Linked DNA regions of Homo sapiens: regions 2 and 3 are each linked to region 1. The links are chromatin loops, found by intact Hi-C in ENCODE. Cell type or tissue: PC-3. All regions are shown on one strand. Each heading gives the region's core, and the rest is flanking DNA. Links, peaks and the distances in the headings are about the cores only.

What was found. Hi-C counts contacts between places; a loop is a spot of excess contacts. Peaks named below come from ENCODE experiments on the same cell type or tissue, not always from the same donor. Only the 100,000 strongest peaks of a DNase experiment are listed, where the experiment ranks them.
Region 2: a loop joins it to region 1, with 9 times the contacts of the local background. A loop is called at or near these places in 7 of 110 quality-filtered maps.
Region 3: a loop joins it to region 1, with 6 times the contacts of the local background. A loop is called at or near these places in 2 of 110 quality-filtered maps.

Annotation. Positions count from the first base shown.
Region 1 is chr6:157,609,137-157,619,076 of GRCh38, forward strand. All of the region lies in intron 3 of ZDHHC14 (zDHHC palmitoyltransferase 14), which reads left to right. Among named protein-coding and RNA genes, the nearest start is that of MIR3692, 85 kb to the left of the region's middle. RefSeq lists enhancers at 6,893-7,394, 7,395-7,894. In PC-3, for the core only: a CTCF peak has its summit at 5,134; DNase peaks (open chromatin) are centred at 3,995 and 4,285; H3K4me3 peaks cover 1,358 bases; H3K27ac peaks cover 2,500 bases.
Region 2 is chr6:157,661,077-157,671,016 of GRCh38, forward strand. The region is part of intron 8 of ZDHHC14 (zDHHC palmitoyltransferase 14); the gene reads left to right. Among named protein-coding and RNA genes, the nearest start is that of MIR3692, 140 kb to the left of the region's middle. RefSeq lists enhancers at 8,291-8,898, 8,899-9,504. In PC-3, for the core only: a CTCF peak has its summit at 6,298 (motif pointing left); a DNase peak (open chromatin) is centred at 6,275; H3K27ac peaks cover 765 bases.
Region 3 is chr6:157,750,463-157,760,402 of GRCh38, forward strand. No RefSeq gene overlaps it. Among named protein-coding and RNA genes, the nearest start is that of SNX9, 68 kb to the right of the region's middle. RefSeq lists silencers at 2,335-2,629, 4,855-5,149. In PC-3, for the core only: CTCF peaks have their summits at 6,355 (motif pointing right) and 6,563; a DNase peak (open chromatin) is centred at 6,389; H3K4me3 peaks cover 340 bases.

The sequences.
Region 1 (9,940 bases), core at 3,586-6,085:
ACCTGGACCCCTTGGGTTCTTGGTCCAGAAGTTGATCTGTGGCAGCCTAAAATAAACATGAGGACCTCGAAACAGTGGGATCAGCTCCAAAGAGCCAGAGCTGAGCACTGCCTGTGTCAAAAGGTGCGCACCTGGAGGGAAAGCGAGAGGTGGGAAATGGATGTAGCAGCAATGGCACTGGACAGGAGAGGCCTTAGAAGGAGCCGAGGGCAGCTTGCACTGGGCAGAGAAGTCCACGGCTGGCCCTGAAGGAGAAGCTGCTTTGTGTAGGGTGATGGCCACTCCAGGAACAGCTGAGGATGATTGCCAGGGCACTCAGGATGCTCCCTTTATCCAGAATGTCTTCCCATCATCATCTCTCTCTTTTGCCCGGTGATCTACAATTTACAAAGCAACGTCATAAAGAGCAGGAAGAGTTTTGTGTTGAGTGAGGTAGGTTGCTCGAGGGTCTTAAATAAGAAGTGCCATCATGTGCCACAAGTGGGGAGTCCATCTTCCATTCTGCTCTGAGCAGTGAGTGTCTTTCCCTGTCTTGTGGGGTCACAGAATAGGGACCAGAGGAGGTGGCCGGGCACTGAGCTTGCAGATGGTGGCCCAAGGAGTAAGCAAGCCCTTCAGGAGAGCCGGTGGACAGCAATGGAATGCTTGAAGGGGCTCTGTGCAGGGGCTGAAGCCAGTGGAGTTGGAAGAAGAGCCCAAAGTGTCAAGGGGAACAAGCAGTGGGACCCAGAGGCAGATCCAGCCTGGATCAGGGTCTGCTCACCCAGGCCTGCCTTAAAGTAGCAACAACTCCTTGGGGACAAAGAACTGGGGAGTAATCTCACAACATACTTTTTGGAAATTTTGCCTCTGACTTTGTGGGGTGAATCATTGAAGTTCATCACAGAGGGGGCTGCAGGCCATCCCAGGGGAGTCCTTTGTTGGCATCATAGAGGCCCACGCAGTGACCCCCAACCACCTTAAATATTCACAGACAGCTGAACTGGGCAGATCCCACCCACGACCTGAGTCAAGAATCTACACCTGGGCTGGGCGCAGTGGCTCACACCTGTAATCCCAGCACTTTGGGAGGCCGAGGCAGGCGGATCATGAGGTCGGGAGATCAAGACCACGGTGAAACCTCGTCTCTACTAAAAATACAAAAAATTAGTCAGGCGCGGTGGCAGGTGCCTGTGGTCCCAGCTACTCGGGAGGCTGAGGCAGGAGAATAGCGTGAACCCGGGAGGCGGAGCTTGCAGTGAGCCGAGATCAGGCCACTGCACTCCAGCCTGGGTGACAGAGCAAGACTCCGTCTCAAAAAAATAAAAATAAAAAAGAATCTACACCTGAAGTAGAAACTAACTACCCTTCTGCCATGAAGTTCTGCAGAGCCTCCTTTTATCTCAACAGGCTCCACATTTCAGGTTCCTGTCGGTCACTCCTGAGAGTCTCAACAGCCCCTGGAGGTCAGGATGGAGGGAGGGGCTACACATTCCAAGAAGGAGAGGCAGCGTTGGCCCACAGAGCGGCCTTGGTCTCAATGTTGGACTTGGAGGACTGGAGCTTGTGGACAGACCCATGTTGTCCGAGCTCTCATCCTGAATGCAGAAAGCCAGAATGCAGATTTGTTCATTTTCAACAGATGACTGCAGGACCAACGTTGTCACAGGGGCCAGCATTCTCTCACCAGGCAAAGCCAGCCGCTTCTCTGCCTGGTATCAAGCTGCCTGGGCAGCCAATTCGTAATCAGAGTGCCAATTTATAAGTGTAGAATGAGAAATAGAACTGCCACAGGAAGCAGAATCACTGCCTGGTCGGCCCTGTGGGACTTTCTGGAGACTTCTGTCAAATATGCTCGTGTAAGACTGGGAGCCATGAATAAATGCACATTTTTGTTTGTTTTTGTTTTTGTTTTGTTTTTTGAGACAGGGTCCTGCTCTGTCTGCTGGAGTGCTGTGATGCAATCTCCACCTCCCGGGTTCAAGCCATCCTTCTGCCTCAGCCTCCCCGAGTAGCTGGGGCTATAGGCACGCGCCACCATGCCCAGCTAATTTTTGTATTTTTAGTAGAGACAGGGTTTCACCATATTGGCCAGGTTGGTCTCAAACTCCTGACCTCAGGTGATCTGCCCACCTCGGCCTCCCAAAGTGCTGGGATTACAGTCATGAGCCCCCGCGCCTGGCCAATATGTGTACTTTTAAAAAGTGCTTTGATAGAGGATTCTGATGTAAAATAATGCGTCTAACGTAAATTTTTTAAGGTATCACGTCTTTTTTATTCTGTGCATTTATTTAGAAACTGTTTATGACAAAAGAGTGAGATTACATGTCTAATACAGTTTTTTGGAGAGAGCATCCCTGGCCAATAGGAAAGCTTCAACAACAGAATTTCTGGGGCCTCCCGGGCACATTTTCATCCTGTTCTGGCTTTGTCAGTGATACTCAACTGCAGTGTCAGTGCCCAGTGCAAAGAGACCTTCTTCCAAGGCAAAGGTAGATGTGTGCCTGCAGGTTGGAGACGATCCAGCAAGGGAGGGTGGACTCTGGCCAAGTGCTCACCTTATTTCTGCCTGGAATTGTCAAACTGCAACTTAGCTTGAAAAATATATTTCTTCCATACCCAGAAAAGCCACAAGCGATTGCTTCATGAAAGTCTGTCTCTGTTCATCTGACTTTCCCTGTTTGTGCATCTTTTTGACCGGCTCCGTCCCTTTTGTGTGTGTGTGGTTCTTGGCTTTGTGGCTCTGACGAGTGTGTGTTTATACCTGTGTCTTGCTCCTTTTGCCTTCCGGAGTCTCTCTTTCTGCCAGGCTTATGTCTCTAGCTCAGACCTCTCCTCAGAGCTCCAGACATGCATATGCAGCTTCCCGCTGGACATGTCCACTTGGGGAGATAAAAGCACCCCAAATCATCTTTCCCCAGTGACCCCCCACCTTGCTGAGGGCCAGCCCCATTCACAGGCTACACAGACGTGAGGGTCCTACCGACTCCTTTCTCTGCCACACCCTGCTCACCTAATCCATCACCAGGCTCTGTACAGTTTGCTTACTAGGTGGATCCCAGCTTAAACCACTTCATCCCTTTCCTTCTGTGCACTGCCTCGGCCAGCTGCAAGCCGCCATCATCTCTCACTTTAACTGTGCAAAGGTCTCTCGGAGGACACCCACCATCCACTCTGCTCCTCATCTAATCCAGCCTCTATGCTGACATCAGAGTGACCGTTTCCAAACAGAATCTCATCACTATGGGAAGGAGGCCAAAATCCTTAACCTAGTATACAAGACCCACCTCTCTCGGCTTGCACCGTAGTCCTGCATGCCACCTGGGCTCCAGCCCCGAGGTCTCCTCTGGTTCCTCTCTGTTAATTCCTGCTCATCTTTCAGGGAGATGTTCAGGCGTGGGCTCCTCAGGGAAGCCTGCCACTGCACACACTTCCCATAGCTTTCTGTATGCTTCCTTCATAGCTCTGACCAGGGTTGTCATGGTATACACTGGGGATGTGTGGACTCGAGTGGCCGATGTCTCTGCCCACAGTTGGGTAAGCTTCAAGAGGCCAGGCCTGTGTCAGTTTCCCTTACTGTATTCCCAGCAGCCAACTCCTTGACTGGCATGCAGCTGCTCAGTTAGTATTTACTGAAGGAGAGAAGGGAGGGAAGAAGAAAAAGAGAATTTGATGCTCCTCTTGCTGTATCTACCTTCATGTCTCCATCGTAGTCTTCTCTCTTAGAGAAAAAAAAAAAAAGTATATTGCTTTTTTGGCCCTATGATGAGGTTAGTGTTCTCAACTGGGGGGAAAAAAAAAGCCTCGGGCACCCAATCTAAACTAAATGAAACCCATATCCTTCACCCTCAAACCTACCAGAAGCACAAATTTTAAAATGTCAGACTCCAAGAGAAATGATCATTTAAAAAAAATTAAGTCTGATCAAGAGCTAGTAATCCTTGCACAGTTCTGGGAGGGTGGAAATGCCATCACTGAAAATGACTCATGGTGTCTTTAGGTCTGTGACTGACGCAACCTACACGTGTATTTATCTACTCAACAGATATCGGAGGGCCTCACGTGTGCCTCCTACAAATTCGAATAAAACAGTAGCTTTCAAACTTTTTGTGTTTTACAGCAACTCACAGTAGGAAATACATTTTCTACTGGGATCCAGTGCACAGAGATGCACATAAAAGGCATGAAACAGTGCTTGCCTTTCTCAACAGAAGATGCCTTGATACTTTCTATTTTATTGTTTGTTTTTAGTGCTGGTCATGACCAGCTAAATCAATTTCATGACTCACTATTTGATCACAACCCTTAGTTTAAGAAATCCTGGAATAAAGCGTAATTAGAGTAGCTCCTTCTGAGTAGGCCAAGGATTCCATTGACTTATGCCGGGGTTAGCCCAGGGTGTCAGCCTGCCTGGGGCTGGGATTTTAGGTTGTATACCTCCGGGACCCTGGGGATGGCACATTTAGCATGCCACACGATAGGCACCTGTTGGCCTGCCTTCTTAGAACAGCTCAGTTTTAAATTCTGGTTGAAATAAATCATTTCAAGCAGCCTTGTTGGAGCAGTAGGCAGCCCATCCATCTCATCATCTGAAATAAGTTATTTCAGTTTCTGTGAACTAACCTGATAGGTCATCCATTCTTAACCTGGGGCCTAGGAATAGGCTTCGGGAAATTGTACCTAAAATGTGTGAGTGCACGAGAGTGAAGGGATCCATAGCTGTCATCAGAGTTTTAAACCAGTAAGGAATGAAAAAAAAAGTCTAAGAACGGTTGCCCTGGAGGCTATAAACAGTTTCTGATACTCTTGGAAAATAGTATTGAAAGGGCTGACAGTTTTAGTGTTTGCTGACTCTTCCTCTCGTGGTCTCCCTGATATTATATCCTTCTTCCTTGGTAAACTTGTTCCCATCACACCTTCACCCAGTCAGCCTCGCCCAGGCTAGAAAATGGCAGCTCTTGGCAAGCCCCCCCACCGCTGGCTGGTGCACCTGGGTGAAGACACCGCAGCTCTTGGTAGGGGGGATGGGGGGGCGGGGAGTGCAAAAGGCCAGGACCCAAGTTCAAGTCCTGTGCCATAGAGTCCTACATCCCATCAACAGTGCCCCACTGTGTGGTGTTTCATAAGGGAGCAGCCCCACCTCCAGGAACTTCACTCACAGCTGCTCACAAAAATTACAGTCAACTTTACCACATTTACTAGCTGACTGATTTACAGTCAACTTTACCACATTTACTAGCTGACTGATTTTTTTTTTTTTTTGGTTGATGTAAGCAGTGATCCATTTTAGAAAATGAAAAGTAATGAGGAAACTCAATATATAAAACAGACATAGGTCTAACTGCTGTAGTTCAAGGGGAAGAAAAGCCCCAAGGCTCTCCATAGAGAAGGGGCTGTTGACTAGGCCTTAACTCCGAGGAAATCACAACTTCCTCACTGTGTGATGTTCTTAGAAAAACTCTCTATAAATCCTCTCAGAAAACCCCATGGAATCGCTAGACATCGATCTGCCACAAATGGGAAAATCACATTCCCAGGCCGTAACACTATGGCAGTTAGCAGGGCCGGGGTCACCAGTGTGTGACCTGCTTCCTCACACGGGGCCCCAGATGGACTTCGTGTTCTGCTCTCTCCAGCTTGAAACTCTTCATGTTTTTTTTTTGTTTTTTTTTTGAGACAGAGTCTCACTGTGTCACCCACGCTGGAGTGCAATGGTGCAATCTTGGCTCACTGTAACCTCTGCTTCCCAGGTTCAAGCGATTCTCATGCCTCAGCCTCCCAGCTAGCTGGGATTACAGGTGCCCGCCACCACACCTGGCTAATTTTTGTAATTTTAGTAGGTGGGATTTCACTATGTTGACCAAGCTCGTCTCAAACTCCTGACCTCAGGGGATCCACCCACCTCCGCCTCCCAAAGTGCTGGAATTACAGGCATGAGCCACTGTGCCCGGCCAATTCTTAATGATTTTTAAGCAGCTGCCCCAAATTTTCATTTTGCCACGGGCCCCCGACATTCCATAGCCGGTCCTAACTGGTAGAACTTTGCCTGTTCTTTTGAGTGCCTTTGTTGAGAAAAGTAATTAAGGACCTGCTGACTGGACTGCAGTGACTCAGTGAAGTGCTTGCAGCTTTATGTGAACAACAAGAAACAAAAACAGCACACTGTATTTAGAGCTCCAGACGTCTGTGCGGACCCAAGTCTGCTGGCAGGGGTATTGATGTCGTACTTCGTCATTTCTGAGTGCCATTAGAGCCACCAACCTGTTCTGGGCCTAGGCTGGGTCTGTAAGCGCCCCTGTTCTCGTAAATACTTTATTTGTAGAGTTCCTGCTGCTGGGCTGGCCAGCACTTCCTCATTGTGTGAAATGTGTAGACACAATTGACTTCAGTTCTTGAAAAGTTTTATTTAGCTATGGAATCGTAGTATTTGAGTTGGAAATAACCTTTTATAGCATATCCGACTTGCTGAGGCCCAGAAACTGTGCACATCATATCACTAGGCAAAAGGCCAGGACCCAAGTTCAAGTCCTCTGCCGTAGAGTCCTACATCCTGCCAGCAGTGCCCATCATGTGGTGTTTCATAAGGGGGCAGCATCGCACCCTAGGAACTTCACTCAGAGCTGCTCACAATAATTACAGTCAACATTTGCCACATTTACTAGCTGACTGCATTTTTGTTTTGTTTTGTTTTGTTTTGTTTTGGTTGTTATAAGCAGTGATCCATTTTAGAAAATGAAAAATAATGAGGAAACTCAGTATATAAAACAGACATAGGTCTAACTGCTATAGTTCAAGGGGAAGGAAGAAGAGGTGAGAGAGGGGGCCAGAGGCCTGCCCAGCACCCAAGGAGCTCAGCTTGGAAACCCAGACCTCAGAGCACTCGGTTCTGCAGACACATTGGGGGTGCAGCCAGTGACAGGAGAGTGGGGCGCCAGCAGCATTAGGAACCACCCAGAGACTTCAGGCAAGAGGCTCCTGAGATGTCATTTGCACTGGAAGGCCCTGTTGGCAACAGTGTGGGGGACACATAAGGGGGGTGTCCAGGAAGATGTGACAGCGGCTCCTGCAAGAGGGGACAAGAGCCGGCACAGTGCAGTGGCCTTCAGACACTGGGGAGCAAGACAGGAGAGATCAGAGAGACCATGACCACCTCCTGCTGACCACCTGGATGTGAGGGATGAGGGGGCAGAGGGCATGAAATAAATGGGTTCCCCATGGGGGATGCCACTAGCAAAGAAGAGGCAGCTTGTGAGGAGGAGAGATTGCAGGGAGCTTGATGACCAGAGCTTGGGACCTGCGGAAGGGGAGGGCCCGTGGGACAATTAGGTCCACAAGTGTCCAGGGGGTCAGCTCACCCCAGGGAGATGCCAGGCCCAAGGCTGGAGCTGGACACTACAGAACCCACAGGCACCCTAGAGGACGAGCGGCCCTGTGCCCAGCAGGAAAGGCTGCCAGGCCACTCCACTCCCAGGTGCACCCTCCCTGACCTGAGTGTGTACCGTAGACCAGACCTCGAACTGAAGGGACAGAGGGATTGTGGAATCTCAGATGTATGCCCTAAAATCCCAACCACACACGAGGCAGGAGGAACAGATACTTCGGGGGGATCAGACGTCCGGGTGCAGGGACAGTGTGCCATGAGAATGTTGGGAGACCCTACAGATGATGTCTGGGTGTCAAACGCCCCTTCTGCACACCTGAGAGTCACTTTGCTTCTGTTCCATGTTAGGCAAATCGGGATGGTCAGGACTGTCCCAAGAGAACCAGACTGAGCCACAAGGACCTCTGATGGGGAGTGCTGGACCCTGGGGTTCCCTTGGCCCCCAGATCTCAGATTATGGACCATCAGAGCAGGAATGCCCTAGGGGTCTTCTGACCATCACTCACCTTTTAGAGGCGGAAAGCCAAGCACCATCGTGAATATTACAAGCATGAATGGCAGCCTCATGGAAAGAACCCTCCAGGTGAATCTGAGCATATACAGGGGAACACCTGTTCCTCTTACCTCATATAACAGGCATTAGTGACAGTCACGAGACACTGCAGTATGTATATCTTTTTATTACCAGATGAGATATTATGTGAAAAAACCCTTGAAAAGTACACAGTACGGTGGTACATATTTGCATTTCTTTGCTTGAGGGTTCCCTGAGGAAAGAAACACAGATATATATGGCCTTATATCTTAACAATAATAGTAACGAGGTTGCGTCTTCAGTTTCAACTCAGAAAAATGAAATGTCTCTGAAGTTTTCCAGAGGGTCCTCGTTCTTTTTGAATTTTTTAAAAAATGGGTTCTGCTTGGACTCATCGCAGTTGGCTTCTCAAGGGAACTGGCATCAATCCATGAAGCCGTTGGGTCCTGCTCATAGACACAGCTCTCTGTGCCCAGACGATGTGGACTCTTTGCTACAAGATCCCAGAAACGTATTTACTTTGGAGAAGCATGCCAATTGGGAATACAACTTTCTCACCATGTATACATGTAGTCAGAAGGTTTTGAAGAGCCTGAGAATTGCTAGCTTTCTGTGCATAACATGCCCATGAGACAACTCTATTCTGAAATCTTTTATTTTGAGGATAAATTGACTGAGGGTTCAAAAGATCTTAAATAACTGGACATGAAAGAACATAAGAGTCACGAGGGTGGGGGAGCTGGAAAAGGCGGTGGGCAGACATCAGAAGCTGGTTCTAGACACTGGCAATTCCATTTCTCTCCAAGCTGCTTTCCTCGCCTGTCCTCTGGGAATCTGTACCACCTCTGTCACAGGGTAGAGATCGAGTGAGTGAAATACAGAATGTGAATGAATATCGAAAACCAGAAAGCATTACAAATGCGTCAGCCATTCCGAGCTAAGATGGCACTATTGATTTCAAGACCCGTAATTTCTAGAGAGTCATTGAGAAGTTTCTGAGGGGTGTTGGATGATAGCACGAGTTTGTTTTTCAATTTTGCAAGATAATTTGTTTTATTCCATGGAGAATTAAGGAGAACTAGGCATCGTTTCTGGCCCTGCAAACCCAAAGATGGCGTAAGGTCAACGCTGAGGGGCTTGGGTGGGACAGGAGTGGCGTGGACTTACTGAGGACTAAGCACTGCTCACGTGGAGCTTATCTCAGAGTTTCACAAACGACAGGTGGAGAATGACCGAAGACCACCAACACACGAAGACCGTTTTTGAGGCTATACAAATTTGAACTCACATGACTGATTTTTTTTTTTTGAGACCTAATCTCACTCTGTCACCCAGGCTGCAGTGCAATGGTGCTATCTTGGCTCACTGCAACCTCCGCCTCCTGGGTTCAAGTGATTTTTGTGCCTTGGCCTCTTGAGTAGCTGGAATTACAGGTGCCTGCCACCACACCCAGCTAATTTTTGTATTTTTAATACAGACGGGGTTTCACCATGTTGGCCAGGGTGGTCTCGAACTCCTGACCTCAAATGATCCACCCACCTCGGCCTCCCAAAGTGCTGGGATTACAGGCATGAGCCCCCGCGCCCGGCCACATGACGGATTTTACCATGGTGACGCAGAGCCCTGATTCAGCTCCTAGATTCTAGGAAGCTCAGAGACCTCTCCAGTGGGCTCTTATTCCAATTCTTAGCAAATAGGAGAGTGCTGGGTGGGGGAACTCAATCCTTCCCATCTAGTTAAAATTTCTCATTTCATATGATGACCCTCCACACACTATATTTGGGGAATTGTGGGATTTCCTTTCAGATCCTAACTGGCCAATTCACTTTTTAAATTATCCTCATTTCTACTCACTTGTTTACATCTCCTTTTAAGAATTATTTACATTACAAATGAAACCATCTTTTTTCACCTTCTTCCTCACTCGCTCAAGGCCTTTCTTTATCTTCTCAATGGCTTCATAATCATCTTTGTTTCTACCCAGCAGAGCTTACTCAGGGTGTCACTTGCTTCAGAATGCCGGCCTCTGCAGTGCACACTTGTCC
Region 2 (9,940 bases), core at 4,890-7,389, 53 kb after region 1:
AAAGCACAGGCATGTGTGGGGCGAAACGTCCTGGTGTTTCAAGAGGGGGTGCAAGTTGGGGGAAGTTGACTTAGGCATGTGGAATGTGGGTGCCCATGGATACCTGGGGGTGGTGGGGAGCAGCCCAACAGGTAGCTGGATGGAACACTCAGGGAAGGTTTGCTTCCTGTGTTGTTGGAGAAATGGTCTGGTTGGTAGAAAGTCACTTGGAAACAGTGGAGACGTGAATCTGTTTTGTCAGCTAGCCTGTAAAAAACCTGTAAGACTTACTCATGTTTGTCATCTGAGATACTAATCCAATTTCATCTTACATGCTGGAAGATTATTTTTTGAAATCAGCATTCATTATATTTTCCTTTCTCTGTGCCCACCTCTGCCAGCTGTGTCCCCACCAATTCAAGGGAAGTTTCTTCTTGGTCTAATTGGACACCAGTAAGAACAACAGAATAAGATAATCCTGAAAGATGATGGAAGGAAAAGCTTTGCAAATAGCTTATGCAGTGGGGAGTGGCAGAGAACAGCTGTGGGGTCAGAGCACCTGGGCTGCCTCTGACCTTTGCTGGCCCTGACACTTTGGGGCTGGGTGATCTTGGGCAAGTCACTTAATCCCAAGAGCCTTAAATTCCTCAACTGTAAAATGAAGAAAGTTATACTGAGGTTCACCTCCCTGGCCTGTAGTGAGGATTGACTGAGATTCTATTTCCTCTTGCCATTACCAGTTTATGACCTAATAAACTGGAGGAGCTTTTTTTGTTTTATTTTTTTGAGACGGAGTCTCGCTGTGTCGCCCAGGCTGGAGTGCAGTGGTGCAATCTTAGCTCACTGCCACATCTGCCTCCTGGGCTCAAGCAATTCTCCTGCCTCAGCCTCCCAGGTAGCTGGACTGCAGGCATGCACCACCATGCCTGGCTAATTTTTGATAATCTTGGAAAAGCATAAGCCAGGACCCCAAATCAGAACTTTGTGCATGGAGTAATGGAAGAGTTATTGTCCCCAGACATGGCACACCAGATTGCAAATTAATAAAGACAGAGAATTATATTTATATAGAGCTTTGCAATTTACAGAGCACTGAGACATACATTTTCTAACTTACCCCTTTATTTTATTTTATTATTTTTTTGAGACAGAGTCTCACTCTGTCGCCCAGGCTGTAGTGCGGTAGCACGATCTCTGCTCACTGCACTCTTGACCTCCCGGGTTCAAGCGATTCTCCTGCCTCAGACCCCCACATGGCTGGGATTACAGGTGCGCGCCATCATGCCTGGCTAATTTTTGTATTTTTAGTACAGACAGGGTTTCACCATGTTGGTCAGGCTGGTCTTGACCTCCTGACCTCAAGTAATCCGCTCGCCCTGGCCTCCCAAAGTGCTGGGATTACAGGCGTGAGCCCCCGCGCCCAGCCTGGAGGTGGTTTTTAAACGTTCAGTTGAATGTATGTGCAAATTCCCCTCACAGGGGCTCGCACACAGGAGGCTCATAACAAATATTAATTTGTTCCAACTTCTTTTCCTCATTCCTTCCGTCCTCCAATTTTGCCACATCTCCAAAGACCTCCACCCTGGATGTAAAACTAGGAGCTAGAGGGAAGGAGTTCTCTTTGATGTAGTGACATGTCATGGTTCCTTGAAGTTATGGCCATGGTGGGATGAAATTAATCTGTGAACCCAGAGACAGATGTCATGGACATTCAAGCCATCAGACACTGTAGGCAAGTGCCTATGCACTTTTCCAGGAACTATAAAAAATTTTAAGACCTGGAAAAAAATTACAAGCTCTAAAACATGAAAAGAAAACTGCAAAATCAAAATTGATAAATGTGTAATGTCTATGAGACACATGAATGTGTTAACTTCATTAATTGTTAAATTTAGCACTCATGAAAATTTTATGACAGTTTAGAAATGATTTGTAGGTTGGGTTTTTCTTACTTCATCAGAATCCCCAAGCACACATATGATTACATGGAAATCATTACCAATTACAAAGTAAGTTGCTCATAGATGGATAAATTTAAAAGTCTAATTAGCTTGGAGTCCCATGCCCTCCCTACACTGCCTTTGCTGTGAGAAACCCAGGTTGCTTCTGGAAGAAGTCCTTTTGGTCTCAAGGCTTCTACCCCCCTGGGAGTGCCCCAAGCGCCATGAGAACATCGGCAGGAGAGGATGAGATGTGTTCTGTGTGGCCCCACAGGTCACATCTAGGACCAGAGAGTGGGCCTGGGATTCAGACTCTACTCAATCCAAGAGGGAACAGCCCAGGACGCAGAGCTCCTAGTGGACAGGAGTCCCCACCCAGAGATGTCAGACTTGGGACAGGGAGCATCTCCTAGCAATGCTGGACAGAGGACTTCAGCATTGGTGGCAAGGGCCGAACATCGACCTTCAGGGTCCTGCCCAGTGGAGGTCCCCTCCAGCAGACTCTTCTCTGTCATCAGGGCTTTGAGCCCATTGTGTCTCATCAACAGGCCAATATCACCAGCAGATAATGTTCCACTGGACTGTACATTTACCGGCCATTCAGGCACCTGGCGAACAGGCCTTTCTGTTGCTTTGGTTCTTTATGGGCTTCTGTGGTTTAGGGACCGTGCTCACAGGACTGTGGAAAGCACGCAAGCAGAGCTGGCGCTAAACGGAACATGAGGCCCGATGCTCTTTCCCGACTCTCCTCTTTGCAGTTCATCCACCTTCACACCGACACGGGGCTCACCACTTCCCAGACTATACCACATGGACATACCACATGCTGTTCCAAGCCTTCCACGTACATAACTTCTGCTAACCCCTCACAGCACCCCTCTGAGCCTGCTACTAATATTATCTCCATTTTATAGATTAACAAAACCGGAGGAGGGAGAGCTTAAGTACAATTTTCTAACAGAAACGTCCTAATTTGACCCCAGAGCCCATGCTTTTAACCCTATGCTATGCACATCAATAAAGAAACATCTACAGGGGTGACTGTGTGTAAAGTGATTTTCAGCCACACCCTTTCAGTCCCCACAACCCATTATCCTTACCCACGCTCCCCTGTGAAAATCTGCCCAGAGGATAGGTCCCTGAGGCTCTGTGCTTTTTCCTTCAATATCTCTCTCTCAGCTCTTCAGACTGGATAATTTCTTTGGATCTCTCTTCATGTTCACTGATTCTTCTGCCATATCCAATCTACTGCTAACTTCATCCAGATAATTTTTCATTTTGCTTATTGTGCTTTTTAGTTGTAAAATTTTGATTTGGTTCTATCATATTTTCCCATTTCTTTGTATGTCTATTAATATTTTATTGACTACAGGACATTTTAGATATGTGGTATAGAGACTCTGGATTTTGTTATCTTACACCAAAGAGTGTTGCCCCTGTTACAGCAAGCAGTTCAGGTACTGGCTAGTCACCTTGAACGTGTGTGGGTTTGTATTATGTTTCGTTAGTACAGATCTGTGGAAAGTTCAAAGTGGTTTCCAGACTTTTTTAATTTGTTGGAACTCAACCTCCAAATTCTGTCTTCTCTGAAGATTGTTTGGTTTCAAGCTTTGTTAGGATGGGTCTAGGGTCTTACTTTAGGGCATGATTCTTACTCCTAAGGCACAGCCTTTCTGATGTCTTTGGGATCCCGGGGATGTGAACAATGTGTTGGAGGTGTTCATGACCTCAGTGTCCCTAATGCACTACTTTTCTCAACCTCGAGTATCTCTATTTCTCTTTCAGCCACATCTCAGCTGCTATCTTATAAGCCTTGGGGCAGGGGATTCTCACCCTGCACATGCCCAGCGCAACCCTTGCCTACAGCCCTTGGAACCTCCACTAGGACTTCTGGTCCTCCTGAACGGACCAGAACGGCATCCTCTTCTCCAGTGTCTTGCCCTGGAGATCCAGCCACTTCAGCTTTCTCGCACTCTGACCTCTGTTTTCTCTATAGCTGAATGACTATGGTCTGCTCAGACTCCAGCTCTGTGCAATGGTTGGGGAACTTTCCCCAAGAAAAGAATTGGTTGGTTGTGGGGCTTACCTTGTGAGTTTCCCTTCCCTCAGGGATTACAGTCTTGCATTGCCTGTGGTGCACTACTGGAAACCATTTGCCTCCTGTACTTTGGCCAGTTTCATATACTCCCTTATATACAGGCTGAATGCTGGTCCAGTATCAGTTCTCCATCATTCCTGGGAGTAGAAGAGAAGCTTTGTCTCTATAATTAGAGGACATGTTACAACCCATGTTGCCATATGTTCCAGACATGGGTTGTTTGCTACCCACTCTACCAACAATAAACACTGAGTTAGCCGTGGGGTGTGACTACTCTGACCTAAAGCTGTTTCCAGTGTTTACTTTGAAGGAGGAGCCTCTGGAGACAGATTTAGCATCAGACTCAGCATGTTCATTTGCAGAGGAGAGAAAGGCTGGTGGGAAAGAGGCCCCAGGTATCTTTGGTCAAACTTTTGCCTGCCATCTTATTTTAGGACCAGTATCCGGATAAGAAAGGTATTTCTTGAATGATAGAAGACGTGCTCCTAAGGAAATATGCAATACTTTAGAAATTAGAGATAAATGCTTTATAATTTTACGTCTAGATAAGCACCCTGATATTGCAGGTCAAAAAATTAGATAAATATTGATAGAAAGCTGGCATCAAAGTACCTAATGAGGTCTTATTTATTATCTCAAAAATGGGAAAATTCAGTGTTAGTGTATCCTCTCTCACAAGTGGGGGATGGGGGTGGTTATTCAGTGCCTATGAAATTTTCTCTCTACTATAAATTCTCAAGGAAGAAAATGTTAGGGAAGCAACAATGTGACATCTAAAGCAATAATGTGATGGGTGTGACCACAGGTGTCTCTTGCCATCTGAACTCCTATGAAATTTCAAGGACCCATACTGGAAGTATGTGCAGATAACCCAGAGCCAGCTGAGGACCACATTTTCATTATTGCTGCTTCCCTCATTATTGGCTTTTATTATGAGCTAACATTGAAGTTCTATCTAGAACAATGTATATGCATGACATACTCACGACATCCAGTTATGATCCACTTTTTAGTGTACACACTTCATTTGATTGTCAAATAATTTAACTTTTGTATAGCATTGGTGTCATCATTTATGCTTATATCTGGCACTTGTTGCTACAAAGGTCCTTTGGGATCGCATGCTAAATGCAAAGATAGTAACATGGTACATAATTGCTACAATTTTGTTTTTAGAAAATCATTTACTGTATTTACTTAACCTAACATTTTAAATACCCCAATCCAGTATCAAAACAAGATTAAACCAGCAGTTGCATGATTTATTAAGCTAGTATTGCAGAAGAACTCTCCATGTAATCTGAAAAATCAAATGTAGTAGGAAAAAAAATAACTTAGGCAAACGTAAATGATAATGTTAAATAAAAGAATACAAAAAAGCTCTCCTTCCAACCTGCACCTGCATTTTAGGTGGACTTTAGAAGACTGTGGTGTTTCTGTAACTGTTAATAAGCATTCATAAGACCCCAGAACAGAGCTTCACAGCCAAGCAGAAATACATGATGCGTAACTCTAATGCTTTTGACAGAATTGGAGCAAAAGAAATAAATAATTTCACTCATTCTTAATTTGTACACAGACCATCTAGAAAGCTCCTAGTTTTGCTTTTAGTAGCATCTGTACACTCGGTTTTTTCAGACAAGACGTCAGCTAGGGTAAAATAAAATGTATTCCTACATGAGCAATTTTATTTGAGAATCTGCAGAAACAGGAATGATCTCTATGGCATTTTTAAATTGTAACATTAAGTGCTAATGTGTATGACTTCCAGACATCTGAAGCCATAAACTTCTTTGCAAGTTACATGCCGACACTTCATTTGGGCAGTAAATCAGCTGTCACAGTGACTTACTGCAATGACAGCAAAAGCTCCAGCACTCCAGACAGTGGGATTTTTATGCTGCCAGCAGAAAGGTCTTTTCATAGACACTCTTACAAGAAATCAAAATTCTATTCTATTAGTATCCAGCATTCGGCCAATTTTTGACCTTAAAAATTGGTAATGTCATATGATTCAACCTAATATTTGATACATATGAACTTTTAAAAGGTTGTTTTGGAATAAAAACATGAGTATCTCAGTTTTCTGTTCAGAGTAGATGGACTATCACTGTCAGATATCTAAGTGGTCAGCTGTTTTTCCTTAGGATTATATAACTGGTTAGATCAATTCAAACATAACCAACGGCTTCTTGGTGTTAGCCGGGATGTATGCACAGCCACCAAATTGTAAGAGAGAAAAAGCGAGCGGTGATGTCTCCCTCTACTGGTGGAAGGTAAAAGGGTCCTCAAATGAAAAGCCAGGAAGGCTGGGTAGCGGAGGGAAAAGGGTTCAAAGTAAAAAAGAGAGAGGTAGAAAGGAAGAAACAAAGAAGAAAAAGAGAAGACGGAAAAAGGAGAAGTGGGAGAGAAATCAATGGGGAAGAAGGATAGAGGGGAAGAGAGTTGGTGAGTCCAGAGAGCAAGAAAGTTAAGTAGAAAAGTCAACAAGAAATGGGCAAATAAGAATTAGAAGCAAAGGTTTAAAAAAAAAAAAAGGGAAGTGTAAGAATATTTGTCATGGCCATCTCCACAGTAACCCTGAAAATACTGGCCATTTTCCCCCATGACTTTCTCAAATGAGAATCACAGCCATGAAGGTTTATGAACCCATCGCCCTTGGAATTCTGGCAGAGTGGAAAATTAGGAAAAGCTCTTTTAAAAAAATCAGGTATCCCTGAGTCATTTGATATCTAAGTTTTTTCTAAGAAGCATATGTTCAAAACAGGCGACGTTTTGAGAGCGTTTAATGAGAATTGTAAATTCCAGTCAGTAGAGTCATTGCACTACCCTTGGTTGGAATCTGACAAAACTCTGCTCTGTCCACGCCAGTGCTCTCTTCTGAGCCAACAGGAGATTTAGATGGGTGACACCCTGCAGAACAGAGCCTGGTCCCCGTGTGCCCCAACTGAGATTTGCCTTCTAAATGGAAATCAGTTTGAATGTGGCAAAGTGTTTTCAAAGCTGTGAACTACACGCAGGACTTAGATACTTAGGTGCCTGATGCCAGTGCCCCTGCCCCCTGCTGTCATCCCAGCAGGAAAGCTGGGGAGGGCACAGAGAGTAGGTTCATTATTACTACAAAAGCAGTCCCTCTATCAGGGGAAACACCCATAGCTAGACTTAGATAGACAGTCATCTTTTAAGATGTTTAAACAAATCTGTGTAGAAGAGGTGCTTATCATCAGATAAGTCAGGGTTCCAAAGAGTCATTTGGAAAACATTTCTGAGTGACTTCTATATAGATTTTTTAAATTAAATGGCTTACGGGCTAGGCACGGTGGCTCAGACCTGTAATCCCAGCACTTTGGGAGGCCGAGGAAGGCAGATCACTTGAGGTCAGGAGTTTGAGACCAGCCTGGCCAACACAGTAAAACCCCCATCTCCACTAAAAAAAAAAAAAAAAAAAATACAAAAATTAGCCAGGCATGGTGGTGCGTGCCTGTAGTCCCAGCTACTCAGGAGGCTGAGGTAGGAGAATTGTTTGAACCCAGGAGGCAGAGGCTGCAGTGAGCCAAGATCGTGCCACTGCACTCCAGCCTGGGTGACAGAGTGAGACTCCATCTCAAAAAAAACAAAACAAAACAAAAATTAAATGGCTTAGGCTAAACTTCTTCTTTCACAAATATTATTTCACACCTTCTTCAAGTCCTTAAGCTTCACCCTTGACAAACTCAAGAGCATTTCCAACAAGGTCCTGGCCAGTGAGGCCCACACAGTGTTTGCTACAGTTCTTAACAAGTCGTAGGTACAGCATGGCAAAGCACCAGTAGGTATGTGCTGGAGTGGGCCAGGTTTGGAGTGGTCTGAACCATGCCATGGGAGACCTCCTTTAAGAAAAAACAAACAATATGCAGAGAACGAGGCCTTGGAAAGAGGCTGTGTAAGTAAAGGAGCCTGAAGCATCATTAGCTTCCCAGTAAAGCCACCTCTAGGGCTGTTATCTTTAAGTTAGCAAAGGGATGTTTGCAAATGGAAGTCTCCGAAGGTGCACCCAACTCTGCATCAACCCCAACAGGGAACACAGTCTCTCAGGAGCTTAACCGACCACTGCCGACAGCCACCTTATCCGAGAAGGTTCTCGTGGGTGTGCAGGAGCTCTTTGCAGGCTTAGGTGGCAGAGAGGTGATCAGGGGAGAGGAAAAGGGCCAGCAGCTGATGGAGTAGTGCAAAGTAGAAGAATGCACAAGAGAGGGGTGGTGGGGGGGGAAGACAGAGAGTGGAGGAGAGCCCACCTCTCCCCAGAGAGGAAAGTTGAAAGAAACAGAGGGTTGAGGCGAGCCCACCTCTTCCCACAGGGAAGGTGAAAGAGACAGAGAGGGTTGGAAGGAGAGGAGCCCGCCTCTGCCCTCAGGCTCCTACTGTGTGACCTTGACTGTCTCCTCCAGCTCCACCCTCGAACATATTTTTCTGTGAGTCTGTGAGAGTCAGTCAGAAGTACTTGGGCTGAACCCTAAAACAGAATTTGCCAATTAGTCTTCAGTAGAGAAGGCTTTCTTCAGGTCAACAGAGACAAGCAAATCTAATTTGCCATTTCCTTGTTCCTTAGAGCCAGGGGGTATTGTGTGGACAGAAAGCATTAGGATGAGTGAGGGCTCCAGAGGGGAAGCTTGAAAACAAGATGCCTTGGTCCAGCAAGGGCGCTGGCTTGCCAGCTGAGCTCTCTGAAGCGGCAGCTCCGCCCTGGGCTCATTCCCAGGCCCGGCCTGCTGGAGGCTGTGCGGAGTTACAGGAAATGGGAGTGCCGCTGCGGCTCAGCTGCCTCTGTCAGTAAGAATACGAAACGGTGATGTTCATAAAACATTCTTTGCAAAGCACAGTCCGTCCAAACCCTGGTATAGTTTCCAGAAGACGAATGTTTAATCAATGAGGCTGCTCTGCCTCTGCCTCTGCCCTGTCAAGACTGAGCCCATGTCCTGAGCAGAGCTGACAGCATGGGAGAGCGCCCGCAGCCTACACAGGCCACAGCTGTCTGCAGCCTGCTCAGTAGCCCCCACCGGAAGGGACCTGCACCCTGAGCTGAAATTCCCTGCAAGAGCAGAGAAAGCTACTCTGTTGCCCACCTGACAGCTTGGAGAAGCACCGCCGTGGCACAAATGATTGTGGTGATGAGTGGAAAGGATTGTTAACGCTTCACAGTCAGCCCCTTCCAAGTACTTTTTATTTATTTATTTATTTAGAGACAAGGTCTTGCTCTGTCGCCCAGGCTGGAGTACAGTGGCGTGATCTCAGCTCACTGGAACCTCTGCCTTCTGGGCTCAAATGATTCTCCTACCTCAGCCTCCTGAGAAGCTGGGATTACATTTGTGTGCCACCATGCCCAGCTAATTTTTGTATTTTTTGTAGAGATGAGGTTTTGCCATGTTGCCCAAGCTGGTCTCGAACTCCTGAGCTCAGGTGATCCTGCCTGCCTTAGCCCCCCAAAGTGCTGGGATTATAGGCATGAGCCACTGTGCCCGGCCGCCTTCCAAGTAGTTTCTAATGGCCTTTCCTTTCCTCCAAATAACCCTACTCCCCTCCCCTCCCCCGCACTTTGGCACCTTTCTTTCCCAAGCCTTCCCCAGCTTCTCAGTGTTTTGCAATTGCACTGTCCAGGCTAAAGCCACAGAAAAGCAAGGATCTTCGTGAGACTTGCTTGCCCTCTTCATAGCTCCACTATGAACTTTACTCTTGCCTAGGACCTAATCTTTGAGCATCTAAAGCCTGCAGATTCTTGAAGACTGCAGCCCCTCAACCTTCTCTTCTAGGCTGGAGGGTGGCTCAGGGTGGCCTACTACTTGTGATTTTAGAAAGAAACCCATGAGGCTGGGAAGGAAGTGTGCACTGCATGAAATAAGTGCCTTAGGATCAGCAGCTTTGGGTGAACTTCCTCCCTCCCCTCAAG
Region 3 (9,940 bases), core at 4,919-7,418, 140 kb after region 1:
CAAAAATCAATGCAAACAGATTAAAAACTTCAATGTAAAACCCAAAACTGTAAAACTCCTAGAAGAAAGATAGAGGAAAAGTTTTGTGGCATGGTCTTGGCAATGATTTCATAGATATGGCAACAAACGCAAACACAGACAAATGAGAATACATCCAACTAGAAAGCTTCTGCACAGCAAAGGAAATAATCAACAGAGTGAAGAGACAACCTGTTGAATGGGAGAAAATGTTTGCAAACCATATATCTGATAAAGGATTAATATCCAAAATATATAAGAGACTTCTACAACTCAACAGAAAAAAAAAAAACCCTAATAACGCAATTTAAAAATAGGCAAAGGACTTGAATAGACATTTCTCCAAGGAAGACATGCAAATGGCCAACGGGCATATGGAAAGATGTTCAATGCCACTAATCATCAGGGAAATGCAAATCAAAACCACAATGAGCTAGCACTTCACACCTGTTAGAATGACTGTTATTTTTTAAAAAATATAATAAGTGTTGGAGAGGATGTGAAGAAATTGGAAGGTTTGTATGCTGTTGGCAGGAATACAAAATGGTGCAGCCACTATGGAACATGGTATGGAGGTGTATTAGTCCATTTTCACACTGCTGATAAAGACGTACCCAAGACTGGGAAGAAAAAGAGGTTTCATTGGACTTACAGTTCCACATGGCTGGGGAGGCTAAGAATCATGGTGGGAGGTGAAAGGCACTTCTTACATGGGGGTGGCAAGAGAAAATGAGGAAGATGCTAAAGTAGAAACCCCTGATAAACCCATCAGATCTCGTGAGACTTATTCACTACCATGAGAACAGTATGGGGAAAACCACCCCCATGATTCAAATTATCTCCCACTGGGTCCCTCCCACAACACGTGGGAATTACAGGAGTATAGTTCAAGATGAGATTTGGGTGGGGACACAGAGCCAAACCATATCAGGAGGTTCTCAAAAAATTAAAACTAGAACTACTATATAATCTAGGAATTTAGTCTTTATCCAAAAAAATTAAAATCCGAATCTCAAATATTGTCATTCCCATGTTCATTGCAGCACCATTCACAATAGCCAAGATGTGGAAACAACCTAAATGTACAACAATGGGTAAAGAAAATGTGGTGTGTACATAAATGGAACACTATTCTGCCTTAGAAAAGAAGGAAATCCTGCAATGTGAGACAACATGGATGAGCCTTGGGAACATGATGCCAAGTGAAATAAGCCAGACACAGAAAGACAAATGCTGCATGATTCTACTTAACGGAGGTATCTAAAATATTTAAATTCATAGGAACAAAGAGCAGAATGGTGGTTGCCAAAGTCTGCAGGGAGGGGAAGTGGGAAATTATTATTCAATGAATATAGTTTCAGTTATACTAGATGAATAAGTTCTAGAGGTCTCCTGTACAACACAGTGCCTGTAGTTAACACTGTATTGTGCACTTAAAAAATTAACAGAGCCGGGATCCCAGCACTTTGGGAGGCCAAGGCGGGTGGATCACTTGAGGTCAGGAGTTCGAGACCAGCCTGGCCAACACGGTGAAACCTCGTCTCTACTAAAAACACAAAAATAAGCTGGGCATGGTGTCACATGCCTGTAATCCCAGCTGCTCTGGAGGTTAAGGCAGGAGAATCGCTGGAACCCAGGAGGCGGAGGTTGCAGTGAGCCGAGATTGCGTTACTGCACTCTAGTCTGGGTGACAGAGTGAGACTTTGTCTCAAAAAAAAAAAAATTAACAGGATTGAAGGGGTGGCCTGCCCCTCCACACCTGTGGTTGTTTCTCGTCGGGTGGGACGAGAGACTGAGAAAAGAAAGAGACACAGAGACAAAGTATAGAGAAAGAAAAGTGGGCCGAGGGGACTGGCACTCAGCATATGGAGGATCTGCGCAGGCACCAGTCTCTGAGTTCCCTCAGTATTTATTGATCATTATCTCTACCATCTCAGACAGGGGGATGTGGCAGGACAATAGGGTAATAGTGGGGAGAGGGTCAGCAGGAAAACATGTGGACAAATGTCTCTGTGTCATAAACAAGGTTAAGAAAAAGTGCTGGGCTTTGATGTGCACATACAAAAACATCTCGGTGCATTAAAGAGCAGTATTGCTGCCAGCATGTCTCACCTCCAGCCCTAAGATGTTTTTCTCCTATCTCAGTAGATGGAATATACAATCGGGTTTTACACCGAGACATTCCATTGCCCAGGGACGAACATGAGATAGATGCCTTCCTCTTATCTCAACTGCAAAGAAGCCTTCCTCTTCTACTAATCCTCCTCAGCACAGACCCTTTACGGGTGTCGGGCTGGGGGACGGTCACGTCTTTCCCTTCCCATGAGGCCATATTTCAGACTATCACATGGGGAGAAACCTTGGACAATACCTGGCTTTCCTAGGCAGAGGTCCCTGCGGCCTTCCGCAGTGTCTTGTGTCCCTGGGTACTTGAGATTAGGGAGTGGTGATGACTTTTAACAAGCATGCTGCCTTGAAGCATTTGTTTAACAAAGCACATCCTGCATAGCCCTAAATCCATTAAACCTTGAGTCGACACAGCCCATGTTTCTGCGAGCACAGGGTTGGGGGTAGGGTTACAGATTAACAGCATCTCAAGGCAGAAGAATTTTTCTTAGTACAGAACAAAATGGAGTCTCTTATGTCTACTTCTTTCTATATAGACAAAGTAACAGTCTGATCTCTCTTTCTTTTCTCCACACAGGATAGATCTTATGTTAAGTGTTCTTGCCATAGTTTTCTTTTTAGTGGCAAAAAAAAAAAAAAAAAAGAGGGAGTACAGCAGCTGTGAATAGAGATTATAGATAATTATGGATTCTTGTTTAGCATGCTTTCAGATTGAACTCATTATGGTCTAACCAAGGGGATTTAGTCTCATATAAAAAGAAGTTCACAGGTAGAGCAGTTTCAGGGCTAATTCAGTAACTCAAAAAGGTACTTCCATTTCTTCAAGGATCCAAGTTGTTTACATTTCTTCAGTCTACCAGACTCAATAGACTTATTTTGCCTCGGGCTGTTTCCTTTCATCATCACAAGGTGGTTGCCAAATCCCGAGATTAAAAACAGCCATGGTTAAGTCCAGAGAAGAACAAGGATCTGTGTCTTTTTTTTCCCTCTATTTTCAAAGGAAGAGAAAAAAATCTTTCCACAAGCCTCCAGATTTCCCCCAGTGTCTAATTGGCCAGAACAGGTCACATATTCCCTCCTAAGCCAGTCACTGGGACCACCATAATTGCCTGGGGTCATCAAGATTCTGCTTCTGTAACCGCCCAAGGGGTTCACCTTGCCCCGCTGCCTAGACAGAGCCAATTCATCAAGACACGGGAATTGCAATAGAGAAAGAGTAATATACGCAGAGCCGGCTGTATGGGAGACTGGAGTTTTATTATTACTCAAATCAGTCTCCCTGATCATTGGGGAGCAGAGTTTTTAAAGATAATTTGGTGGGTGGGGGAAAGCCAGTAAGCCAGGAGTACTGGTTGGTCAGAGATGAAATCATGGGGAGTCAAAGCTGTCTTGTGCTGAATCAGTTCCTAGGTGGGAGCCACAAGATCAGGTGAGCCAGTTTATTGATGGGGTGGTGCCAGCTGATCCATCAAGTGCAGGGTCTGCAAATATATCTCAAGCACTGATTTCTAGGAGCAGTTTAGGGAGGGTCAGAATCTTGTAGCCTCCAGCTGCACGACTCCTAAATCATAATTTCTAATCTTGTGGCTAATGTTAGTCCTACAAAGGCAATCTAGTCTCCAAGCAAGAAGGAGGTCTGCTTTGGCAAAGAGCTATTAGTGTCTTTGTTTAAACTATAAACTAAGTTTCTCCCAAAGTTAGTTCAGCTTACGCCCAGGAATGAACACAGACAGCTTGGAGGTGAGAAGCAAGATGCAGTCGGTTAAGTTAGATCTCTCTCACTGTCTCAGTCATAATTTTGCAAAGGCAGTTTCACTTCTAGGACAGAAAATGGGAAGCACAGATAGGATAGAAACCTGGACAAGAGGAGGATTCTACTGGAAGGAAGCAGTTGGGTGGCTGCATTTTTTGGATGCTTCCTGTTTTGAGACATAAAAGTGCTTTGTTGAAGGTGGGTCTGTCTGACGTGCGTCACACATTGTATGAACTGAGCAACATGCATGTTGTGAGCGTGGACATCAGCACGTCCTAAGTCTGCTCTGTGCCTCTGAGTTTCGAGAGCAAAATTTCTGAGTGAGGGCTCTCCCTCTCACCTGTGCAGCTATCACAACCTCAAAGCATCCAAGACTATGGTCGGAATAGCAGTGCAGGTGTTACAGGAAAGGGGTCCTGATCCAGATCCCAAGAGAGGGTTCTTGGATCTTGTGCAAGAAAGAATTCAGGGTGAGTCCATAGAATAAAGTGAAAGCAAGTGTATTAAGAAAGTAAAGGAATAAAGAATGGCTACTCCATAGACAGAGCAGCCCCGAGGGCTGCTGGTTGCCCATTTTTATGGTTGTTTCTTGATGATATGCTAAACAAGGGGTGAATCTCATGTCTCCCCTTTTTAGACCATGCAGGGTAACTTCCTGACATTGCCATGGCACTTGTAAACTGTCATGGTGCAGGTGGGAGTGTAGCAGTGAGGACGACCAGAGGTCACTCTCGTGGCCATCTTGGTCTTGGTGAGATAGGGCCGGCTTCTTTACTGCAACCTGCTTTATCAGCAAGGTCTTTATGACCTGCATCTTGTGCTGACCTCTTATCTCATCTTGTGACTTAGAATGCCTTAACAGTCTGGGAATGCAGCCCAGTAGGTCTCCGCCTCATTTTACCCAGCTCTGTATTCAAGATGGAGTTGCTCTGGTTCGCATGCCTCTGACACCGGGAGAAATTCTCCCTCTCAGCCATCTCTTTCCTAGTGGCCTCTCTCAGCATCATATGTTAGTCACTCCTCCCTTCCTGGTAGGGAAGAGAATGCCTCCGGGTTAGAAAAACACCAGCTGAGAGTTTATAGACATTTCTCTTTGAACATGTGGAACAACAAAGACTACTGATAGACTGTTGGGCATAATTTTAGAATTTGCCTTATTTTGTCAAAGATTAAAGAAAGAAAAGGCCACTTTCCCACTATTCGATTTAACTCAGTCGGATTATACGGTGACAATGTCACTCACTGATTTAAGCTTGAATGTGAGAGATTTAAAAGCAATGGCTTGAAAGGAGTTGTTTTGCATCTTAAAAGAAACCACGACTTCAGAGTGATTTTGATTTTCCATTCCTACAAAGGAAGAAACGAAGCTAAATGCTTTTAATCCTAAAAGTGCCCTTTCAGAATTTCTGGGATCACGGTTGCAAGGCAGAAGTGGAGAACTACCCATTGGATGCCTCTCCAGGAGTCACATCTGTCTCCTCAGACTTTGATCTTCTCAGACATTGCTGGAGAGGCAGGGACAGAAAGTTCAGATGCTACGGAAAGACAGTGTGGGTCAGACCACACAGTGTTCCTTTGAAACTCCTGGCTTACTGGCTTTCCCCCACCCACCCATCAAGTGTGTCCTTTGAGGTGAGACATAACATCAGCTGACTAACAAGATGTTTGCCAGTAATCACATCTGATGACAGTAAATGTCAGTCTCCCAACACAATTTCTATTTTATTTCATTAATACCATCCTCAGTGGTTTGCTTGAAAGGGTTAAATTAGCTAGGCATGGTGGCTCATGCCTGTAATCCCTACACTTTGGGAGGCTGAGGTAAGCAGATCACTTGAGGTCAGGAGTTCAAGACCAGCCTGGGCAACATGGTGAAACCCTGTCTCTACAAAAAATACAAAAATTGGCTGGGCGTGGTGGCAAGTGCCTGTAGACCCAAGTACTTGGGGGGCTGAGGCAGGAGGATTGCTTGAACCCAGGAGGTGGAGGTTGCAGTGAGCTGTGATTGTTCCTCTGCACTCTGCACTCTAGCTGGGCAACAGAGTGAGACTCTGTCTAAAAAAAAAAAAAGAGTTAAATTGGAAAATGTATGTCTTGGTGCTCTGTAAATTGCGAAGCTCTACATAAGTATGATTCCCTGTCTTTATAAATTTGCAATCTGGTGTGCCATGTCTGGGGACAATAACTCCTTCATTGCTCCAGGCACAGAGTTCTGGATTGAGGTCCTGGCTTCTGCTTCTCCAAGATTATCCAAATTTCTTGCTCCTTGAAGGTGGACTTTGAGGACCAGCATCACTTGTGTACCCCATAGCTTCTAATGCAGCAAGCAGGGAATAGACACTCCAGCAAGCAAGTGAATAAGCAAAGAAAACCAGGCCCCCGAGACGCAGGCGGATCCCCAGGCGGATCCCCAGAGGCAACAGAGTCAAATATGCGGGAAAGAATCTGATTCCGGCCAGCAGAGGGCAGGAGCGAGAGGAAACTGGGCATCTCAGCAACAAAGCAGGCTGTGCCAACCTGCGGCCGAGGGCCAGATCGCAAGCCCCGGTGCAGAGAGGACGCCGGGAGAATCCAGCTAATTCTGACAGCCTTTCCCTTGGACTTTAGCTGTAATGTGTGTGTGTTCCATTATCTCACACATCACTGCACTGAATTCCACTTCAACTTCCACCCCCTCCCCCCACCAGGAGCTGGCAGTTAAGATATTTACCAAGATGGTGCTGCCTCTCTAGTAAAACTCAGGAGGATTAAAATAATAATAAACAAACCGAGAGAGGGAGTCCAGAAAAGTGGACTAGGAAGCACAACACAGAAGCAGCTTCAGCACTGGAAAATATTCAGTCGTAAGAATCACCATGCATTCCCTCAGTGCTTGGCAGCCACTTTCTCACTTGAGCCCCATACTCTTTGTATGAGGTATGGGGTGGCTACTTGTGGAGTGCTGTGTCTAAGTCACCCTGCATGGGAGAGGCAGCACCAGGATTCTAACTCAGGATCCTGGGGCCTTATCCACGGCACTCTGTTACCGGGGACACGCTCATTCACTCAACAAACCTTCACGGACTGCCCATCAGTTCTTGTGCCAGGTATACAGAAGGGAAGGACACGGTCCTGTCCTCCAAGAGCTCATCCTCCAAAAGAGCATGGATACTAATAAACAGTCACAGTTTGGTATGACATGGCCATGACAGAGAAGAGTCACCCAACGCAAACTGGGAGGGCCAGTGAACATTTCCAGGAGGAAGTGACAGAAGTTGCCCTGCTGATGACCTCAGTGGCACCATTCATTTTATCACTATGTACCAGAAAATTGTCATAATCTACAGTGACCTCAGATGTGCACAGGGCACCCTCCACCTCTTTGCAATGCCCCTTGCACAGCCATACTGGGAAGCTTGCAGCTGAACCAAGCTTTGAAGGATGACTAGGAGCAGGCAATCAAAGAAAGGAATAGGGGCTAGGGCTGGCGTCGGGTGGAGGGATTCTGGGTGAAGGGGTTGGCACCAGCATAGGGGGTAGGCCTGAGAAATGTCCCCACAGCTGGAGCGTAGGTCTCAGGAGGAATGGTAACAAGAAGACTAAGAAGCAGATGGGGAGGCCAGGAGTTTGAGGAGCTTGGGCAACATAGCAGGACCTCGTCTCCACAAAAAGAAATTAAAAATTAGCCGGCCATGGTGGTGCATGCCTGTAGTCCCACTTACTCAGGAGGCTGAGGCAGGAGGATCACTTGAGCCCAGGAGTTCAAAGTTACAGTGAGGTGTGATCTCACTGCTGCACTCCAGCCTCCAAGGTCTTCAGAGCAAGACCCTATCAAAAAAGAAAAGAAAAGAAAGAAGAAAGGAAGGAAGGAAAGAAGGAAAGAGAAAGAGAGAAAGAAAGAAAGAAAAAAGAGAGGAAGGAAGGAAAAAGAAAAGAAAGAAAAAAGAAGCAGATGAGGCCAGGTCACCTAAAAGGCCTTTTCTACCATGCCAAGGAGGCTAGATGTTACATGGAATGCTATGAGGGTCTTTGGGAGAATATTATACAGGGAAATGGCAATATCATAAATGTGATTTCAGAAATATCATTACTCTAGCAGCATGGAGAATGGATTCGAGAGCGGCAAGTCTGGGGATAGGAGAGCAGTGAGGAGCTTCCCGATGATCCCAGAGCAAAATGACAAGGGCCTGGGGAAAAGACACTCTTGGTGGGGGCAGAGGAAGGGGAGGCTTCCGGAGTTGGGCAGGAAGAAGAACAGATCAAATCTACCAACTAAACAATGGTAAGTGGGAGAGGTCAGGGGTAAGGATGACTGAAGGCTCTGGCTGGGGTCACTGGGCACATGGTGACACCATGTCCCCTGGATAAGCCCCATGAGGGTGGGACTGTGGCTGAGTCACAGCTGTATGGTCAGCACGTGTAGTGACTAGCAGGTAATGGGTGTCTGAGAAGTATTTATGGGGTGAACGCTAGCATGGATGCCTGCGTGAGCAAGACAGGTAGGGATGATGGAACCTGTTGAGTAGGAGACGCCTGAGAGATGGTCACAGGAAGCTGTGCAGCAGGAAGTTGCACAGATGAGACCTGAGTTCAACAGGGAGACCTGAACTGAAGGCAGGGATCTGGGAAGCAGCGGCATTCACGTTCCCAGTGAGGACAGTGGAAGAAGACCTCAGGTCCTGAAAAACACCAACAGCTGAAGGGCCAGCAGAGGAACCTGTGCCCTCAGAGAAGGTTTAAAATCATAGCAAGGAACAATGATGGTGTTGAGAGTTTCAAAAGACAGGAGTCTCTGGGAGGCCAAGTAGAATAAGGAGTGAAATTTACCTATTGAATTTGGCAACCTGGACGTCAGAAGTCACACGGCCCTGGCTGGTAGGAATTCTGAGTCATGCAGGCTGCGGGCAGGGGACCATGACATCTAGCTGAAGCCATGCAAAGATGGGGCCTGAGAGCCAAACCAGGCTGTGACATGCTAGAGCTGGCCCTGATGGGCCCAGGAGCACTCATGGTTAAATTTTCAGGAAATTTGCAAGCTGGTTGTTAAACACAGCCATTATTAAAAATTAAATGGGTCAGGCGCAGTGGTTTATGCCTGTAATCCCAACACTTTGGGAGGCTGAGGCTGGTGGATCACTTGAGGTCAGGAGTTTGAGGTCAGCATGGCCAATATGGTGAAACCCTGTCTCTAGTAAAAATACAAAAATTAGCTGGGCATGGTGGCGGGCGCCTGTAGTCCCAGCTACTCAAGAGGCTGAGGTGTGAGCTTTGAGTCCAGGTGGTTGAGGCTGAAGTGAGCCATGATCATGCCACTGCACTCTAGCCTGGGCAACAGAGGGAGACCCTGTCTCCAAATAAATATAGAAATAAATAAGAAAAATAAATAAAAGTTTAATGATATAAACTTACAAATTGAATAGATTATACTAAAAACAAAAGTAATAAACACTTAAAGCTCATCACTTCCTAGTGATCTACACTTTACTATTACCTATGCCATCAAAGTTTGTTTTTTTTGTTTGTTTGTTTGTTTTTTGTTTTCTTTTTTAGATGGAGTCTTGCTGTGTTTCCCAGCTGGAGTACAGTGGTGTGAACTTGGCTCACTGCAACTTCCACCTCCCAGGTTCAAGCAATTCCCCTGCCTCAGCCTCCCGAGTAGCTGGGACTACAGGCGTGCACCACCACACTGGCTAATTTTTTTTATCTTTTTTTCAGTAGAGATGGGGTTTCACCATGTTGGCCAGGATGGTCTCAATCTCCTGACCTCGTGATCTGCCCACCTTGGCCTCCCAAAATGCTGGGATTACAGGCGTGAGCCACCACGCCCGGGCCATCAAGGTTATTTACATCTGCGTGTCTGAGTGGAGGAAGCATTATATAACCCTGTTCTGCTGCACATCTCTTTCCACCTCTGCGTTCAGTGACTTCTTACTGACAGCTGGAAATTGGCCATGGGGGCAGTATTTACACCACAGAAATTGGCAAATGTACATTTCAGGACTCTTCTTCCAGAGAGCCTGTTGTGCACATTTACTAGCACACCATTAAAACCAGGCCACAGGG